2 separate regions of the Homo sapiens genome follow, and region 2 is linked to region 1. The links are chromatin contacts, found by Hi-C or POLR2A ChIA-PET in ENCODE. All regions are on one chromosome and are shown on one strand. The core of a region is the stretch at or near the end of the contact, and the rest is flanking DNA. Distances in the headings are between cores, read along the strand shown.

What was found. Hi-C counts contacts between places; a loop is a spot of excess contacts on that map. ChIA-PET counts read pairs that join two places held with the same protein, here RNA polymerase II (POLR2A). Pooled maps may share reads with other maps.
Region 2: a map with no recorded cell type shows a loop between it and region 1 (2.5-fold over the local background). The contact joins two enhancer-like sites. A Hi-C loop is called at or near these places in 1 of 37 single-sample maps with no recorded cell type and 1 of 50 pooled maps. POLR2A ChIA-PET finds 5 or more read pairs at or near these places in 1 of 52 experiments (activated naive CD4-positive, alpha-beta T cell).

The regions. Positions count from the first base shown.
Region 1 is chr4:23,330,922-23,338,061 of GRCh38, reverse strand. It overlaps LOC105374524 (a long non-coding RNA gene), which reads right to left. Exons shown (of 19, transcript XR_007058437.1): 14 at 7,107-7,140; 15 at 5,570-5,733; 16 at 4,536-4,636. All of the region lies in intron 2 of LOC105374523 (a long non-coding RNA gene), which reads left to right. Among named protein-coding and RNA genes, the nearest start is that of PPARGC1A-AS1, 430 kb to the left of the region's middle. RefSeq lists enhancers at 3,527-3,756, 3,817-3,866. Within about 2 kb of position 3,966, at least 4 of the 41 ENCODE cell types and tissues checked have a DNase peak (open chromatin) inside an H3K27ac peak, as active enhancers do.
Region 2 is chr4:23,917,552-23,924,691 of GRCh38, reverse strand. It overlaps a transcript of PPARGC1A not described here. Among named protein-coding and RNA genes, the nearest start is that of PPARGC1A, 31 kb to the right of the region's middle. Within about 2 kb of position 3,816, at least 2 of the 41 ENCODE cell types and tissues checked have a DNase peak (open chromatin) inside an H3K27ac peak, as active enhancers do.

The DNA of each region.
Region 1 (7,140 bases), core at 2,717-5,216:
TTAATTTTTAATCTCTGGCATTTCCTTTTTGTACTTTCTTAGAACTTCCATCACTCTGCTTATATTGCCCATTTATTCTTGTATGAAGTTTCTGTTATCTATTAGAGCCATTCGCATATTATAGTTGTTTTAAATTCACATCCTGATAATTTCAACTTCCCTGCCATATAAGTCTGGGTGCTAATGCTTTATATCTTGAAATATTTTTTTGACTGTGGGCCATGACATATCGTGCGAAAGGGATGGCTGTAAATAAGTCTTTAGTAATTTGGTGGTAAAGTGCAGGGTGGAGGGAAGCATTCTGTAATCCTATGATTGATTAGGTCTTAGTGTTTCCCTGAACCTGTGCCTTTGGACTGTGATCTTCACATGTGCTTCTCAGCCCCACCTTAGGTGGAACAGTGTTGGCTAGAATAGGCAAGAGTTAGGTATTTTCCTTTCCCCAGGTCAGTTAGGCTCTGAGGAAGCCTCAGCAGGTTAGGCTCTGGTTAAATAGTTTCACTTGAGGGCAACCTTCCTTAGGAAGAACAGAATGCTCGGGCTGATTTAAAATTTTTTTTCTCCCCCTGCTGGAAGCATTAGAGAATTTTTCCTCTGATACTCACCCTGAGAACCTGGTGGAGCATCAGAAGGTAAAACTAACAAAAGTGCATGGGGGCTCCTGAAGGCTGGGTCCCCTATGGTTTTTATCTCTCAGAGTTGTCCTCATGGAGCCTCCAGCTCATGAATTCGCAATTCATTAATTACACTTCAGGTTTTCCTAGCCTGGCACTGGTTCCTGTGAAGTTGTTGCTGGTGGCTTTCTGCTCCAGTAAGTTGTGATTCTCTGTTTTTGCCTCTCAGTTTCTGCAATTTGGGGGACAGTGGTTTGCCTTGGGCAAATTATGCATCAAAGGATCGCATGGACAATTTCTGTTATGGATTTAACAAGAGTTATGAATTTTTTAGTTTTTTCAGCTTTTTATAAGTTGTTAGAATGGAGTTGCAACTTCCAAGCTTCTTCCATGCTGGATTGTTAACTAGAATTCCTGCGCATATCTTAGAATTGACTCTATAGATGGTCAGTTCTTTGAGCACAGATACTGTGTTCTTTATTCCATACATTCTTTTTTTAATGAGATATTCATCAATTACCAGTTAGTTACTTGATATTGTTCTAGGTGCTGATGATACTGTAATAAGCATAATATACATAAAGTCTGTGCCCTTCATGGATGTTATGTTTTAGTAATGCAAACAGGAAAAGTAAACATACAAATCAGAGGAAAAATAACATTATTAATGATAAGTACTTTGAGGAAAATAAACCAGGGCCTTATAATAAAAACTATCTACAATAGAGGGTAGCAACGTTTGATGTGAAGCATAAAAAACAAATGAGAGGTAGCTATAGGAAAACGTGGTTGGAGAAAATCCCACTCTATGCCCTTACTACCTGTGTGACCTTATGCAAGTTACTTATTCTCTCTGAATCTAAGTAAGTTTCAATAGGAAAAAAGTTAAGATTTATAAAGTACAATGCCTAACTCATAAAACACTCAAAACTGTTGCTATATCATTATTACCCCATTGAGACACTTGAATTTTATTTTAATTCCAAAGCAAAATCATTGACATGCTTTCAGCATGGGGGCTCTTGAATCCCTAATGATGCTTAGCATAATGCCTGCTAAGTAATTAGTTTTATAGCATATTATTTTCTTTCTGAAATTTTCTAAGTGATGTTTAGTCAATCAAATTATCTCTACATACTTAGAGATCAGCTACTCCATGTATTACATGGCTACCTGGTCTACAGTTTCTGCTGGAGATAATTCAAAATAATTTTAAGACATAGACCTTGATTTCAAATATATTGTCATTAATTCATGAATAGAGGACTTTTATAAAGTTTATTTTTAGTTCTTTTTATAGAATGTATCTAATTGGCTCCTCTTTCTTGACTAGTGGTGATAATGTTGAAACACTTGAAAAGTGATAATGTTGGTAAAAAATAAATAGTAATAGTCAATCATATGGGATTGATTAAATAAATTATAAGCATGAATACTCCCACCAATAAAAATTGGATTGTATCATAAATCATGATGGGGTAGATATCCAAAAAATAAATTTTAGGAAAATAAAACAGGTTATTAAAATTCTCGAAGAAAATGCTTGAAAATGCCAACAGTGATTAAGTCTGGGTGGTGGGATAAGATGATTATAGATTGGTTAATTTCCCTTGTCTCAGTTTGTTTTGTGCTGCTGTAACAGAATACCTGAGACTAGGTAATTTACAAAGTACAGAAATGTATTTCTCATAGGTCTGGAAGTGGAAAAGTCCAAGATCAAGGTACCAACAGGTTTGGTTTCTGGTGAGGGCCTGGTCTCTGCCTCCAAGATGGCACCTTGAATGCTGTCTCCTTCAGAGGTGGAGCAATGCTGCTTCTCACATTGGTGAAGAGTGGAAGGGAGAGAGCCCACTCTCAAAAACCATTTTATTGTGGCATTAATCAATTCACGCAGGCAAAGCTCGCAAGACCTAAACACCTCCCATTAAGCCCCCTCTCCCAACATTGTGGCCTTAATGATTAGGCTCTCAACACATGAGTTTTGGAGGGGACAAACATTAAAACCATAGCATTCCCTTCTGAATTTTTCTGTACTTTCTAAATATCTCAAGAAAAGTATCCATTAGTTCCGAATCCACTAAAGCCAATTAATTACAAACAAGATTAAAGAAGAAAGGAAATTCACAATCACTACAAAAATAATTAAAAGAAAGTAACAGCAGATTATATAACAGGATATATACTTAGGCTAAAATATGAACCATTATTTCAGTTAAATCTTCATATTTTCTATGGTCTTAGAACAATAGACTTTATTTTGAAGACATATAGGGAATATCCTCTGGTTATTGCCTAACCTTTCTTGACCCAAGATCACCTAGACAGAAAATGATTTGACGACATACTTGTTCCAAAGGCCATGCCTATTTATCTACACTGCACTATGTCTGTATTTATGTCTTCAAAATAGTCTCGAAGATGATGGGAGACATGAGAAGAACTTTCCATTCCCTCTGTTTCATTTTACTCTGCAGTGCCCTTCAATCCCTTCCAACTATACTGAGTCTGTACTTCTGCTACAACTGCTTATGCATAATTGTTCTCACAGACGCTGGGCCCCTTGAAGCTGGAGAAATAGTCTAAATCAGTCTCTGGTATCTCTGAGGCCTAGAGCAGTGCCCAGCCTATCAGTAGCATATAAATGTTTGTAGAATTTATTGAATTGCTGCATTTTCTCCCACATTTCCTCTACGTGTCAGAAGTGTCAGTGTTGCTAAATTCTTCAACTCTGAATTTCAAGAGAACCCCAGAGCCATGTTGCTCATTTCCCAATGGACACCTTTATCTTGTACTAACATTTCAAGAATTGCCTTGCTTTCTGGCTTTTTTTCTTGTTTAGAAAATTCTGGCAATGAGTTACTTTAGAAAGCAGCCCAACCTCTGACAAAGTCTTCTGTTTTCTGACCTGTAACAGAAACTAACTCTCAACAAAAGAGCAATTCTCCACCTGCAGGCCTAAGCACGGAACTTTAATGTAAATGACAATTGCAGGAGCCCTTAGAAAGGAGATGGGGAGGAGGGTGAGGTCATGTGACAAGATTTCTACTCTGTGTCAGCCCTTTTCTTTGGCATTTAGATGAGTTGAATGACAGGTAAAGCTTAGGGCTTAGGCTGCCAGGAACAAAAAAAAAGTGGGTAAATTTAATCATTTGCTCTAGTCTTTAAATATCCTGTACAGCTTTCAGGCACAAAGCAATCTTCCTACAGAGAAACAAACCCAGGATGTGGTTACAACGTACTGTTCTACCTCTTTGTGTTAAAGTGCCTTAATGATCAGGAAAAAAAAAAAAGATTTGCATGAAGGCTTTTTATGGAAAGCACTTAACACAATGGTTACGCAAGACAAACGTCAGCACAAGTGGATATAACTGATATGATGAGTCATCCTATGTGGTTTAAAGCCACCACAAGTGAATGTCTTTTAATTCAGCCTACATAAGCCCAGAACATCTTTTATAGGACTTTGAGGGTATCTATGGCATTGACAAGATACAATTAGCTCCTTGACTGAATCGTAAGATTGAAGGACAGTCTGATTTAAAAATGATTAAGGTGAGTGGCATATGGATGCCAAAGCTTCTTCTGAAATCAGCCTTGGTGATTTGTTTTTCTCTCCAGGTATAATGTCATAACACACACACAGACACACACACACACATACATACACTCAAACGCATAGTGACATCACCTTAAGATCTGAGTAATGTAGGCAGGATAGAAATATAATTGGCCACAATATTGTCTCATGTAAGCACATTAGTGATGCTTACTTAATCTTTTGGCATCCAGTCATTCTCTGGAGTAAGAAGTAAGGCTTTCTGTTTTAATTTCGTGACTCGAATTTGGAAACAATCTTTGCTCTTCGAAGAAAGGTACAATATAAGATTTTATTATTATACTGATTACATATTTGATAATTACCTGGTCTTATTGTCACTAGTATGGCTGTCATTACACATTGATTATAGCATTTCTTTCTGTTGACATCAAACAGGACCTCAGAATTCTTCTCAGCAAAGTGCCTGAAGAAAACACGGTAAATCAACTGGAATGACCATGTGAAATAAAGTCTACCTACTTCTCATTCACAGCACATATCAGACAACCTAATAATCAAGGTTATGATTTTCAGATATCCACTTTATCCAAATGAACATTTGGTAACATTAGGTTCTGCAACAGCAATTAATACAGGGACTCATTTAAAATTGCTGCTACCTTGTCTTTCTGATATTTTAATGGGTTGTCTTCAGTTCATACATTCTTTTTATTTCCCATTTCTTATAGAGCCCAGTTATAAGGCCCATTGTAGTATAATCAATAAAAAACTGTTGACTGATCAATTAATAATGTGATGATTTGTCTAAAAGCTGCATTGGTAGAAAGGAAATAATTTTGTACTAAGAGTGAAAACATTTGAGTTCTATTCTTTATATCTGCAAGTAACCATGGTTGGAAAACGTGTTTCAACTTCTCTAAAACTCAGTTTCCTCATTTCTTAAAATAGGGCAATAAACTGGATATTTTCTAAGGCTTCTCCCATTAGAAAATACAGTAATTATTCTGAGATATGTGCATGAATAGGTATCTCATTTATTTTAAAGTAAATAAGGTACCATAAATATCTATTTTCAAAGATAAAACTCTTCTTTATCTTTCCATTTCCATTCTCCCCATCTCCAACACTTATTTTCTCAATTTACTTGGAGCGTACAATATTTAGGTAGGGTGTGGCTCTGAGAAATAGTAAAAACATCCCCTCCCACACACATCCCGTAAAACACACACATATGCACTCACATTAGTGAGAGGACCAATGAAGGAATTCCCTTGAGTTACTGATTTCTGCAAATTTGACTCAGTTTTATTCACTACCAAAAGGAGCTATTGGAAACCTTGTAATCTCACTGAACTCGCATTCAAGGAAAATCTCTCTATTTCTCAATAGTTCTTACCATTTTTGCATATGCTATTCACTTTGAAAAAACTTTCTCCAGGAAAATTCCTATGACTTCTAGACTGAGCCAAAATGCCAGCTCCTCATTGATGCATATGTAATTCTCCTTGTCAGTGTCAGGTTCTCTGTCTGCAGTGATTTCTTAGCACTTTAATTGTGCCTCTGTGGAAGAAGTTATATATTGTAATTTAAAAATATCTGTTCATGTTTGTTTCTCCCAACTACTTAAAAGCAGTCACATTTTAGGTACATCTAGTTTATCTTAAGGAGCTGTATTAGACTGGCTCCTTTAAAATTCTGGAGTCCACTTAATATCCCATTTCAAGGTAAGCCCCAGAATGCTTTTCAGCAGCATTCTTGACCTCTCTATTACTATGAAAGCTAGACTCTGACACTTTCGCATGTCAAGTCCAGAACTCCCTAGAGAATCTCCCTAAAAGTTTTTAGCCTTTTTCAAAATGAAGCTTACCGGAGAAGAGAGTGAACAAGAAGGCTTTAGGTCTTGTGATATTAATTATTTTTAAAGAAGAATAGATTATCATATTTTAAAACTAAAATCATCATTTTTCTTCATGTTACTTCTTTGATTATCTGCATACATTACTAGAGAACCAGTGGTCTAAATTCTTAGAACCTTGTTCCTGGTCTTTCAGCCCTCACAAAAAAAGGTGACTTACACAAGCACCTGACTGGCATCTGACAATTCCCAAAGGAATTACTTCCAAAGTAAAGCATCTTGCATTAATTTTCTCATCTCTAAATTTACCTCAGACATCTATCCTCATATCAATATGAGTCTGTATGTCTGTGTGTACAGGTTTCATATTTAATAGCACATATGATCACAGATTTAAAGCATCAATTAGCAACTCGCATATAATGGCAAATGCATTTGCCAAATGGATGGAAAATGCTTTTTTTTTCATCTCTTCTTCCTCTAATATCTCTTACTAGACAAATCATCATTACTGGCGAGCTCTGACAACAGACCTTTCTAAGTCCGATTCTGTCATTTGCTTGGTAGACACGTTGACTGCAGCAAACCGTCCCCTATCATCAACTTTTCCAGATGTTTGCACAGCGGGTTTGGTGTTTTTAAACTATCTAAGTTACGGTCCCAAATGACAAATGTTCATTTTCAAAATTAAAGCTTATTACGAATTACCTGCCAAGTACAATGTGTCAGGAGAGACTGAATGAATTAGAAATTTTGCCCATTGAGAATGAATGAATAAGAAAAAACATAAATGAGGCAAGCTATTACACATGCTGGAGGAGCACAGAAAGAATTTTAAATAACAGTAATTTACTAAAAGCTGTTGCATTAATACTTATGCCTTACCTTAAAGAGGCCCATCCTTACCTTTTGATGTAAGTAAGGCTTCAACTTTTTTAAGTGAAAATAATAATGTCTAGGAAAGACAAGGATAATCTCTAAGATGAGACTGTATTTCTCTTTTTAATCATCATCCACAGAGGTTCAGGTTTGCTGTACTGGGAAGAACATGGCCTGATATAGCCATCAAAAGACTAACGTTTTTTTGCTCTTAGTTGTCTTCCAGCTGTGTG
Region 2 (7,140 bases), core at 2,567-5,066, 590 kb before region 1:
AGAAAGTAAACTCTGAGATCCTTCTGCCTGGACACCTGTCTAAGAAAAGAAATGGAATGAAAGTTTTTTCGAGATGGAGTCTCGCTCTGTCACCCAGGCTGGAGTGCGGTGGTGTGATCTCGGCTTACTGCAACCTCTGCCTCCTGGGTTCAAGTGATTCTCCTGCCTCAGCCTCCTAAGTAGCTGGGACTACAGGCACCACCATGCCCAGCTAATTTTTGTATTTTTAGTAGAGATGGGGTTTCACCCTGTTAGCCAGGATGGTCTCGATCTCTTGACCTCATGATCCACCCGCCTCGGCCTCCCGAAGTGCTAGGATTACAGACACGAGGCACCACGCCTGGCCTAGACACTTGAACATCTACTGTGAACACTAATTGTTCCGTTCCTTCAAGGAGTGCTGACAGTCCCCCCAAAAAAGGGAGTGAGGAATCTCATAGGAAGGATAAGGCAAAGCATTTGTTTTCATAGAGAGGGTTGCCAAGAAGTTGAAGACTGGCCCATTTGGAGTCCTAGTTGATTTTCAGCAACATGCAATGAATTTGATGGCCAAGCCAATCTCCTGTGACTAGTTATTTTCATCACAGTACCACTGTAAGTGATTCAGCATGGCCTGGTATCATTTCTACCTGTGCCCAGGAGAGGCCAGGGCTGAGCCAGCATGGAAATGGAATTGCCCCTGCCTCCTGGGCTCTGAAAAGGCATCTCTCCATAGGAAAGAGTGAGCATGCAGCCCAGCCCAGAAGAAATGTCATGATTTCTCCTTGTACTCTGGAGTGTAGTCCTCTCAAGGAAAATGACATAGCTTCCACTAGAGCAAAAAGAATGAGAATATAAAGAAGGTATTGAGGGTGGAGGGAGAACTAAGGGAAAGGAAGTTGGAAAATGATTTCAAAAGTTAACTTTTGGGGAAATATTTTATCTCAAGAAAAAGAATGAGTTTGCCCTCTTCCTTTTCCATCTGAGGAGGTCAAGTTAAAATTTTGTTTCAGTACAATTGCAGCATTTTTGGAATCTATTTCTAAATATATGCATATCAGGGTACATTCCCTTCCTTTGTATTCTGACAGCTCTTTGATGTTACTTCTTTTTTAGCAATCATTTCATTCTTTCTTTCTTTTTTCTTTTTTTGCATTTTTTGTTGACTGAGTAGTTTCTCCACAGACTTGTGAATTCCTTGTAAGGACCACCCATATCTTATTCATTGTTTTTTTGGTCTACTAGCATGCTGTCACTGGACAGTAATATTTCTCATATTAGGCACTCAATTGTTGAATGAATGAATAGGTGAATAAATAAATCAGTGATTGAGCACGTGAACAGGTTGTGAAAGGAACAAATAATGGAATTGGATTGTTTTCAAGTGGGTGAGTCAAGCATACAACCACGTTTCTGTTACCTCTGCTGACCTGCATATAATGTAAGGCCCTCAACACAGTTCCATACCTGTCTGTCCACCTATTAAATGCCTTCAGTAATACTTTCCTCACACTCAAAACCATGGCAAGACTCAGTTGTTAGAGGTAAGGAGCCCTAATATCGTTTCACCAAAAATAAAAAAAAAAAAAAAAAAAACAAGCAACAAAACCCAGTGTACTAAAGGCTCTATTGTTTTTAGAAAAAAACAACCTGGGGTTGTACAGCATCAGAGGAGTTAAAGGCAGCCAACAAAATGAAAACAAAAGCTCCTGGGGAAAAGTCAAGAACTAGAAAATGCAATAGTTAGCTGATAAAATGTCTGCTTCAGTTTCGGCCAACTTCCTTGAACCTTGCCCCATTGCAGTGGCCCCCAGTTGAAATGGCAAAGAGGTGTCAGTGATAAATCACCTTGCCATGAAACAGCACAAACTTTAGTAAATTGCGTGTGGAAGCCAGAGTGGGTACAATAGTGGTGTAGCCCGGGTGAGCCAGCAGGCCTCCAGTGGCGCGGAATATTTATCCCTCCTTAGCCACGGGATGCCTTCTGTTCATTCATAGATGGAAAATGAGTTGGGCGTTTTCATTGAAGCATTCCATTGTCTCTGTCAGGAGTAAACCAAACAAACACACAGAAAGCTAAGATGCCAGCAGAAACCTCCGCCTCAGACCCAGAAAGTTAAAGCCTTACCCCATACTACTGAAATAAAGCACTGCTCTTACTCTTTTTGTTTCTTACATTATGAAACCAAAGGAAAGTGAACTAACTGAACTAATAAAACCAACTCTCTTAAAACATGATGGAGTTCATCTTAGCTATTGTGTGAATGCATCTATTCCACTGCCATTTCTGGGGGAAAGAAAGGAGGAGAAACGCTTCGATGGTTATAGAAATTCAGACCACACATAGATGTGTACCTGCATATTTTGGCAAGAAAGTGAAGTTGTCTTGGAGATGTTCCTTCCTTGATGTGATGGGATGTTGAGGACTCCTGGTCTTCTGTTGGATACCAAAGCTAAGCAATAGACTTTGCCCCAGCTGGAATCAATTTCTCTTTGAGTGCCAAGCACCCAGTCCATTAGAGGTCTGTGTCTAACATGCCTAACATTTCTGCCTAGCACTCTCTGGAAGGATCTTAGGTGTTTGTGTAGCATTTCCCCTTTAAGACTGCAAATTCCATAAGGTCAAAATCCATCTCTGATTATCTGGGCATTTTTTCTCTGCTCTGCTAACCTTCAAGCATGCATAATATTTTATGAACATTGTGCATATTCAGTAAATGTTTGTGGAATGAATGAACGAATGAATGAATGAATGGTATTATTCTCTGTCCCTGGGTAATAAGCAAGGCTTGACCATGTAGAACGTGCTCTCCGACACTTGTAGTACCACACCATAATTTTGGGGCCAAGAAGAGGTATTCCGTTTAGGTGAATGCCATGTTTCCTTTTAAACCACAGAATCATTATTATTTTAACTTTTAGGATTGAGCCTTCATTTGAAAACTGAGTCCAAATAATTTCCAACTCCCAACTAATCCACGAAGTATGCACCAGTAAAACCACACTTGCTTTCAGTAGGCTCCATGTACCTTTTCCAATACATTCCAGGAGAGCCACACACAAAGTGCGCTTGTCTCGTTAACCCCTCCCCTCCCACCTGCCTGTGGGGTGTGAGCATTTTCAGACAGTTCTATTGTCGCCAGTGAAATGTCAAACAAAATGGTGTTCAGTGTGCCTGGGGGCTTTACATGATGAGCTGCCTGGCACCCTGATGTCTGCTGTGTAGTGCATTTTTAACGTAAGGGCAGCCAAACCGAATCCCATGCCTGGCTCAGGCCGAGAACTGGAGACGCTGGAAGAAACATAGTTTTAAATTACAAGGTGTTTCACCCACATGCATTTCTCTTTGTGGTAGACTTTCTCCGGAGTTGAAGAATCCCTTCACATTCAATTCAATTCTTTTATACTCCCTGTCCCCTGACGCACACACACACACACGCATGCACTTGGTTATCCGAGGACAAGAGTTGAGTTGTTTACTGTTTTCCCAGGGTACAAAGTCTTAAAGAGTTTAATTGTGAATGTAATCTGAAGAATCAAAGTCAGCCCCATTCCTCAGAAGAACGGGGTGAGTGTGGGAGAAAGGAATTGTTCGCTTTGCACTGTGCTCAAAGTGGTGTAGCCCACTCCTTTCCCTTTGAGAAAGGTGGTAGGAGTGGGTGGGGGGTGGCACGGGAGACTCAATTGTCCCTTTTATGGAAGAACCCCCAGTCCTCTGGGTTGTGTCCTCTAGCCTCCTTGCTGTTTACTGGACGGGCAAGCCCAGGCTGGGTCCTGCGGCTGGTATATCCTCAGCAGAGATGGGAGTTCTGGCTGGAACAGGCTCCCCGTGGCTGAACTGGTTTGAAGAATGGGAGGAACCTCCCTGCTACTTCCAAATAGGAACCTGAGTCTGTCCTGGCTTCAGTCATTTCAGTAGCAGGGCAAGCGCTGACACTGTAGGAGATGGAAGATAATGTAAAATAATTCTAGCAAAACACTGTATAATTTCCCCTTTTCTGAGTTTAGGGGAGGGTGAGGATTATAGAGCTGGGAGGAAGAAAGTTGAAGTGGAGAGAAGAAAAGACAGGGTTTCTCATAGTCAACTTTAGAATTTCAGGGAAAATGAAGCTTTGAACTGTACAACTATTATGCCTGAATTAAATCACCCAGGGGTAAAAGGCATTTGCTGGCCCTGTCATGGCTACTGCTTCCTTCAATCCATCACCAAGCTGCTGGCCACATAGAGTTTTCTGCAGTCTAGTAGTTAGTTCAGTGGTAATGGATGACAAATTGAAATTTTGACCACAGTATAAACAAACTACCATTATAAGGACTAATATAGATATTAACCTTGGATTCATTTTTTTAAAAATTAGATAGATCAAGTTGTAGCAGCCAGAGGCTCTTTTCAGGGAAAAGACCTGGTAGTTTATGGAGCTAGTTCATCACCTGCCATGGCAGAATACAGTCCCACCGGTAGAAGCTTCCCTGTACTTGATCTTAACCCATACTGTTATATTTATGATGTTCCTTTGAACATTTTATGTTTTATCTTTTTAAAATCAATAGATAGTTTCTGACAGCTTGTGATGGGATTTCTTTATGCATACCTCTCTTCTTGCTGAGTTAAAAATCACTGTCTCTAAGATTATTTCATTTACATTTGCTCCTACGTGGACCTCAAGGGTCAAACAGAACAAGTCAGATCTTTTGGATCTTTGCTTTTTTCATAGCCTCTCACTCGACACTGGTGATTCTTGCTTCCCTTGTCCCATTATCTTGTTGAATATGCTGGCTTCTGTTATATCCTCTTAGCGGATCTTTTATTAGCAAGAACCTTACTGCACTGGCTTGATTCTTCCGATTTGATCCAAGTTTCAGGCACTCTTTCTTTGTCCTCTACCTGCTCTCTATCTGTATGTTCTGCTAAGCTACTTTATCTGTGCATGAAAAAGGGAGAACATTCTGTCAATAACAATATTTTATCTAGGGCTCCTGACCAATTAGTGTAAGGGCCATCACTCAAATCCTATTTTCTATTAGTAAGAGGATGGACTTTTTTTAAGGGCTGAAGCAAGAGGAGAGAATCACCATTCATTTATTGGGAACTTAGAAGAGAGAGTAAGCAAAATCTGAGCTGCCTCTTAAAGGGATTCACAATTCACTTCTTTTTTTTTTTTTTTAAGAACTACTCATTTTATTAGATGAAAAGAGATATTTCAAACTCCAAAGTCCTCCTTGAGGCATAATACCTTCTAAGATGTGTAAAATCATAGGATGGTAGGTTAATCTGGGACTTGGAGACTTTGTGTTGCCATCTCTATATTTTAGAGATGGGGAAACTGAGGCCCAATGTATTTTAATACATTGATCCAAAGTTGTGCATGTGGTAAGTATGTGAAGCCGAATTTTTAGGGGTTTGAGACTAATTTTTTTTCTAATGCAATTGACCACAGTAGAAACAAACTACCATTTATAAGGACTAGTATAAACATTATCCTAAATGTATCTGTTGAGCACTTTTGATATAGCTAGGAGTATGCTTGGTGCTATACAAGTTAAAACAATGTGTATGTAAAGTTGCTGCCCTCAGGAGTTTTACATTATTTTTTTCAAAAATAGGACCTATCCAATTGATGAAATTAGAGAAGGGTGAGGCTTGATTTATAATCAAGTGCTAGAAGGTGCAGTATGGATAGGAGAAGCACTCAATGTTAACCATGTTGGGTCATGGTTTATAAAATAGATGGGTCCTAAAATAAGTCACAGAGAACCAGCAGAATAAACAGAGAGACTAGTAGAGGACAGAGAAGCAGGGTTTGCATGAAATGTATAGGATAGGAATTGCAAATCCTTGACACAGAGGCCGCTTGCTCCTATCTTTATTCATGTTAGACATTTCTGCTTAATTGCAGTACTTTTCCAGAGCCCTGGAATGATCAAATCATTATTACTTTTTATTATTTTTTAAACAATTTCTGATAGTCAGCATGAAATAGTTAGAATAGACAGGGGACCATGAAATCTACTGACTAGCCTCCATGTTGGGTAAAAAGATCTTCCTGACCAGAGCAATGGGTTTATATTTTAATGTTAGAAGATAAAAATATGCAAGCCCTAACTTTGGTAGCCATAAGTAATATTTGTCATGATGTCTCATTAAGAGACCCAAAATGTTTATGTATAATCGATTTTGAATTTAAATTATTTTTGACTGGGTGCTGTGGCTCACACCTGTATTCCCAGCAATTTGAGAGGCCGAGGTGACCTCACTTGAGGTCAGGCATTCAAGACCAGCTTGGCAAACATGGTGAAACCCCGTCTCTACTAAAAATGCAAAAATTAGCTGGGCATGACGGCTGGCACCTATAATTCCAGCTACTCAGGGGGCTAAGGCAGGAGAATTGCTTGAACCTGGGGGCTGAGGTTGTAGTGAACAGAGATCATGCCACTGCACTCCAGACTGAGCAATAGAAGGAGACTCCATCCCCCCAAAAAAAAGAAAAAAAAAAGAATTTAAATTATTTTTGTTGTGTCGGACCTCCCCAAATCTAGCACTTATTGCAGTGCCTGGTAGTTATTGGGCATGCAGTAAATATTTTTTAAGTGAATGAAACTCACAGAGGGGCTAATTGTAGCCTTGAACAGGTGAAAGGCCAGAGTTTTATAAGCTAAATCCATCCAGCTCATGCCGGCACTGGAGCCATAGCATAGATATCCACAATGTATCTCAATGGACCTACTACATCCTTCTGTAAAATTGGTATCAGCAGGGCCTTCTGTTTCCTGCCATGCACATTTGCTCTAAGTCACAACATTAATTAATAGATAAAATTTATTGTTACAAAAAGAGTGGCGATATTGATTTGCTTGTTTTCATGCATTTGGATATCTTACCAAACCCCATCCTACCAGAAATAATATGGCAGGTTTAATTTTCAAAGAATACATTGGCACTACTAATTTTAGTTATCAATCAATGAGATTGTAAAATACATAAGATCGGGGCTTCACTCATTATTTCAACTGCTCACCCACAAATAAACAACATTGATTAAGTACCTACCCTTATGTGGTCTTTTATCAGGAAAAGATGAAAACACAGAAAAGCCGGGCGTGGTGGCTCACGCCTGTAATCCCAGCACTTTGGGAAGCCGAGGCAGGCAGATCACGAGGTCA